Regions from separate parts of the Homo sapiens genome. Here region 1 is linked to region 2. Evidence: chromatin loops called from intact Hi-C (ENCODE). Cell type or tissue: GM12878. All regions are shown on one strand. Each heading gives the region's core, and the rest is flanking DNA. Links, peaks and the distances in the headings are about the cores only.

What was found. Hi-C counts contacts between places; a loop is a spot of excess contacts. Peaks named below come from ENCODE experiments on the same cell type or tissue, not always from the same donor. Only the 100,000 strongest peaks of a DNase experiment are listed, where the experiment ranks them.
Region 1: a loop joins it to region 2, with 2.2 times the contacts of the local background. A loop is called at or near these places in 2 of 110 quality-filtered maps.

What each region holds. Positions count from the first base shown.
Region 1 is chr14:73,413,807-73,416,726 of GRCh38, reverse strand. All of the region lies in intron 1 of NUMB (NUMB endocytic adaptor protein), which reads left to right. Among named protein-coding and RNA genes, the nearest start is that of NUMB, 43 kb to the left of the region's middle. In GM12878, for the core only: no CTCF peak of the experiment used is centred there; a DNase peak (open chromatin) is centred at 1,586; H3K4me3 peaks cover 1,231 bases; H3K27ac peaks cover 1,463 bases.
Region 2 is chr14:73,294,174-73,297,093 of GRCh38, reverse strand. The region is part of intron 7 of NUMB (NUMB endocytic adaptor protein); the gene reads left to right. Among named protein-coding and RNA genes, the nearest start is that of PAPLN-AS1, 50 kb to the right of the region's middle. In GM12878, for the core only: a CTCF peak has its summit at 1,704 (motif pointing left); a DNase peak (open chromatin) is centred at 523.

The DNA of each region.
Region 1 (2,920 bases), core at 314-2,813, 120 kb before region 2:
GGGATTTACAGGCATGTGCCACCACACCTGGCTAATTTTTGTATTTTTAGTAGATAAGGGCTTTTGCCACATTGGCCAAGCTGGTCTAGTACTCCTGGCCTCATGTGATCCTCCCTCCTTGGCCTCCCAAAGTGATGGGATTACAGTCTGAGTCACTGCCCTCAGCCTATACATACATATTTGCACACTTATTTATTTTGGATACATTTTCTAGAAGTGTAACTATTGGGTCAAAGGATGGGCATAATTTTGAAATGTGATTATTTTCTAAAGAGCTTTTATACTGATATGCCATTGTTGGATAAAGCCCTGCTAGTAGTGAATAGGAGTGCGCCCCCACAACCTTTAAACTTATTCTAACTGGCATAGTGATTCTAGTAAAAAAAAAAAAAAAGAAAAGAAAAAGTAAGAGTATTTACTGTGGTTTTTCCAACTAACATAATTTTTTCCCTTAAGCATATTTTGTATGGAGAATGTGTCAAATTTCGTTGTTTTGCAGGTCTCAATAAAGCTTGTATGTTGTGCTTAAGTTGCTCTTCTCTGATCTGTTCCTCTAGTGGCAGATACCTGGATGTAAACAATCTGGGTGTTCATTTATCTTCATGGAATTTACAAAAGACTTTTAATCTAGGAAGTGGCATAAAATGTCACAGTGGATATTAAATGTTTATCTATAGGGGAAAATTTGGCAAGCCAAATCTTTGAACCAACAGCCTTTAGTTGAGTTCTGTGAATTCACTGTGAAGTGCCAGCATTTCCAATTGTTTATAGAAATCTAGATTTTTTTTCTTTCTTTTGTAGTACTGTTTTAGAAATAATCTGTTTTCATATTTCCTCTTTATTATAAAACATAGCCTGCTCTAATTCTAAAGTATTGCATAATTACTACTAACATCCATTTATCATGGCTTCTTGACTAGCATCGTTGGAATATTGGTTTTCTTGAAAATAGTTACAAGAGGCCGGACGTGGTGGCTCACACCTGTAATCCCAGCACTTTGGGAGGCTGAGGAGGGCAGATCACTTGAGGCAGGGAGTTCGAGACCAGCCTGGCCAACATAGTGAAACCTCATCTCTACTAAAAATACAAAAATTAGCTGAGCGTGGTGGCTCATGCCTGTAATCCCAGCTGCTTGGGAGGCTGAGGCAGGAGAATTGCTGGAAGCTGGGAGGCGGAGGTTGCAGTAAGCCAAGGCCATCTCAAAAAAAAAAAAAAAAGAAAAGAAAAAATAGTTGCAAGACAGTAAGGAGAAATAGTTTATCGTGCTGGTATGGAGGCAGAAAGATGTGGAGTGTAATCATAGAAAAATGTGAAGTGTTACTTTAGTTATTTTGGCTATGTCATTGTTCATTTTGGTTATATCATTGTTCATTTTGGTCAAATAACATGTAAGGTGTTTTCACTAGTAACAATGTTGTTTCTTGCATATCTGAAAAGCCTTTACAAGACCTATTGTTATTCCTCTGTGTTTTGTTGGTATTTAGCTCTCCTTTTAACACAGTTGTTAAAACTGAAAGCAGAACATGAGAAGCAAGCACTACAGTCTGTTAAAGAATCAGACCAATGACGAAATGAAGTGAAACACATTGTTGGCTAAAAATAGCATTTTGCAAATTACATTTGAAGTTGGTTTGTTAGAGCATCTATTGGTAATGAAATTCAGCTGTTCTTATTCTGTGTTTTGTGTGTATTTTTAAAACATCATTATCAGCTGGGCGTGGTAGCGCACCTGTATCCCAGCACTTTGGGAGGCCGAGGCAGGCAGATCACAAGGTCAGCAGATCGAGACCATCCTGTCTAACACGGTGAAACCCTGTCTCTACTAAAAATACAAAAAAATTAGCTGGGCGTGGTGGTGGGCGCCTGTAGTCCCAGCTACTCGGGAGGCTGAGGCAGGAGAATAGCGTGAACCCGGGAGGCGGAGCTTGCAGTGAGCTGAGATCACGCTACTGCACTCCAGCCTGGGCAACAGAGCGAGACTCAGTCTCAAAACCCGCCCCCCCCGCACCCGCCCCCAGAAAAACCGGTCATTATCTGGGGGCCAGGCACGATGGTTCATGCCTATAATCCCAGCAAATTGGGAGGCTGAGAAGGGCAGATCGCTTTGAGCTCAGGAGTTCAAGACTAGCCTGGGCATCATGGTGAAACCCCATCTCTATGAAAAATTAGCTGGGTGTTGCTGGCTTGCACCTGTAGTCCCAGCTACTCAGGTGGCCGAGGCTAGAGAATTGCTTGAGCCAGGAAGCGGAGGTTGCAGTGAGCCATGATCACACCACTGCATTCCAGCCAGAGCGACAGAGTGAGACCCTGTCTCAAAACAAACACCCCTGCAACATTATCTGAAAGTAGATGGCCATGCAAAATGAGTTTCTCTTGCTTTTTAACTAGTTTTTCCTTTAAGACCATATAAGCCTTTCCTATAGTCTCTGAAAACTTAAGGCTGTAATACTTGGAATTAAGAGTAAATGAAGGCTGGGTGTGGTGGCTTACGCCTGTAATCCCAGCACTTCGGGAGGCTGAGGTGGGTAATCACTTGAGGTCAGGAGTTTGAGACCAGCCTGGCCAACATGGTGAAACCCCGTCTCTACTAAAAATACAAAAATATTAGCCGAGTGTGGTGGCATGTGCCTGTAGTCTCAGCTACTCAGGAGGCTGAGGCATGAGAATCCCTTGAACCCGAGAGGTGGAGGTTGTAGTGAGCTGAGATCGTGCCACTGCACTCCAGCCTGGGTGACAGAGTGAGACTCTGTATCAAAAAAAAAAAAAAAAGAAAAAACATTTGAGATAATTAAATTTAAAACAGTAAAATTCAGGTGTGACTGCTTAATATTATAATACTGCATTGGTTTGTGGGCTTTTAAAGGCAGGAACTGTATCACTGTGTTTAGCATACATAATAAAAGAACTCTTTGTTTTGTT
Region 2 (2,920 bases), core at 146-2,645:
CCAGGTTCAAGCGATTCTCCTGCCTCAGCCTCCCTAGTAGCTGGGATTACAGGCATGTGCCACCATGCCCAGCTAATTTTGTATTTTTAGTAGAAATGGGGTTTCTCCATGTTGGTCAGGCTGGTCTCGAACTCCTGACCTCAGGTGATCCGCCCACCTCGGCCTCCCAAAGTGCTGGGATTACAGGTGTGAGCCACTGCGCCCGGCCTCGCCTGGCTAATTTTTGTATTATTAGTAGATACGGGGTTTCACCATGTTGGCCAGGCTGATCTCGAACTCCTGACCTCAGGTGATCCACCGGCAGCCTCCTAAAGTGCTGGGATTACAGGAGTGAGCCACCACGCCTGGCCTAAGGTAAGATTCTTATAAGCTTAAATGGGACTGCTCATATGTTTTTTAAAATCTCTAATGATCAAATATAATACCCTTAAGCTGTTGAAGGGTATTATATTGTTGAAGCTTTATCCTTCCACTTAGTCCAAAGTACAATCTCCTGAGAGACTATTTAACGTTCAGGAAACCACTTTAGTTACTCATTTACTTTATGAGAAATAGTATTCTCTCAACATATTGTTCTACATGACATAGCATGTCTAAGGTACTAAGCATTAGCATTTAGTGTTAAGATCTGAGTTCTTTTTTTTTTTTTTTTGAGATGGAGTTTCACTCTTGTTGCCCAGGCTGGAGTGCAGTGGCACGATCCCAGCTCACTGCAACCTCCACCTCCTGGGTTCAAACGATTCTCCTGCCTTAACCTCCCAAGTAGCTGATTACAAACACAGACCACCATGCCCCGCTAATTTTTGTATTTTTGGTACAGATGAGGTTTCACCATGTTGGTCAGGCTGGTCTTGAACTTCCGACCTCAAGTGATCCACCCGCCTTGGCCTCCCAAAGTGCTGGGATTACAGGCATGAGCCACCGCTCGTGGCCTATTTTTGTTCTTATATATTTTTTAATAAGTTTCCACTCTCACAAATTTGATACAATAGATGATAGACTATCCTTTTACCATGTTTTAAAATTAAAAAAAGATGGACTCCACATCTGAAATTTCTTCTTGCTCTGAAGAAAACACTATTTTAAGAAAATGATATTTGAACTAATTAACCTGGCTTTTGACTCAAAACTCAATTTAAGTGACATCTTAAGGACTAGTGAATGGCTCTTTGGTTAACATTTACTTAGAATCCAAATAATATCTCAAATCATAGGTACCATTTTGCATTTGAGAGACAGTGATCCTAAATGCCTAAATAAGAATAGACACACAGCTCTACCCCTAGAAAGCATAGGGTGTTATATAAGTACATTTAATTGTTAATTAAAATTTCCTAGAATACCTAAAGTCAGGAAGAAATTTAACAAGAAGATAATTAAAAAAAAAAAATTCAAATGCCACTGAAAGGGGAGAAAGTCTGGCAGGTAAAAAGCAGTTTTGATAGGCAACTTGCCTGGTAAATTTCAAGTGGTTTAATATAGCTGCATTTTAGTTATTTGACCTTATTACATTGCATACTTTTTTTTAAGTTCAAGAGAAGCAATAGTCTTCACTTTTAGTACATTACTGTTGGAAACAGTGATCATTTTAATTATTTTTTGGAACTTGTGTAGTTTTCATTAGTGTTTGGATGAAATTTGTTATACTTGAAAGCTATGTATTTAATTGTTTTATACAATAGTTGGAAAGTGATATTGCCCCCTTGTGGCTACTTACACCACTGGCATTCATTAGTTTAGTTTTTTCCACACTGAATAGTAGTAATTAGTAGTCATTGGTGGCTTGTCACCATTGGGACCATCTTCCCACCTTGTATTTCACTATAAGCGGGAACTAATACCATGTTGGGATCAGTATTGGTGATAACACCATGCCATGATCTGCACAAATTTTTATGAAACAGAAGCTGAAATCTGAAGCCCTTAACCTTTGAGCAAGAAGCTCTGTCAGATTGCCTTGCTATCCCACCTCTCAACTCATGTCTATCTTGATTCTGATAGTGTTCCTACCTTTTTTTTTTTTTTTTTTTTTTTGAGACAGTGCCTTATACTGTCACCCAGGCTGGAGTACAGTGGCACAGACATAGTTCACTGCAGCCTCAGCCTCCTAGGCTGAGATAATTTTTTTTTTTTTTTTTTTTTTAGAGATGGGTTCTCACTATGTTGCCCAAGCTGGTTTCGAACCCCTGGGCTCAAGCAGTCCTTCCACCTCGGCGTCCCAAAGTGCAGAAGACAGAATTTGAGGCAACAGTAGCCACTAGAAGGTAAAAAGAGAGGCTGGGCGTGGTGGCTCACACCTGTAATCCCAGCACTTTGGGAGGCCAAGGCGGGTGGATCACTTGAGTCCAGTAGTTTGAGACCATCCTGGCCAACATGCTGAAACCCTGTCTCTCCTAAAAATACAAAAAATTCGCTGGGCATGGTGGTGCGTGCCTATGGTTCCAGCTACTTGGGAGGCTGAGGCATGAGAGTCACTTGAACCTAGGAGGCAGAGGTTGCAGTAAGCTGAGATTGCATCATTGCACTCCAGCAGCCTGGGCGACAGAGCAAGACTATCTCAAAAAAAGAAAGTAAAAAGAGAATCCTGGAAATGAGTAAGCCAAAAAGGAGTAGTCCCAAATTCTGTTCATAAATTCTGCCCAAATCTCTGACCCTTTTAGCCATGTAGATTCAAGGCAGACTCCAAATAGCCCAACTAAGGATATAAAAACTGATATTTGATTACCTACGTATGGTGACATGCACCTGTAGTCCTAGCTCCTCGGGAGGCTGAGGCGGGAGGATGCTTGAGCCCTGGAGTTGAGGTTACAGTGAGCAGTGATTGCGCCACTGCACTCCAGCCTGGATGACGGAGCAAGACAGTCTCAAAAAAAGAACAAAAACGCCCTGATGTCTGAGGTGCTGTTCAAAAGATAAGAGT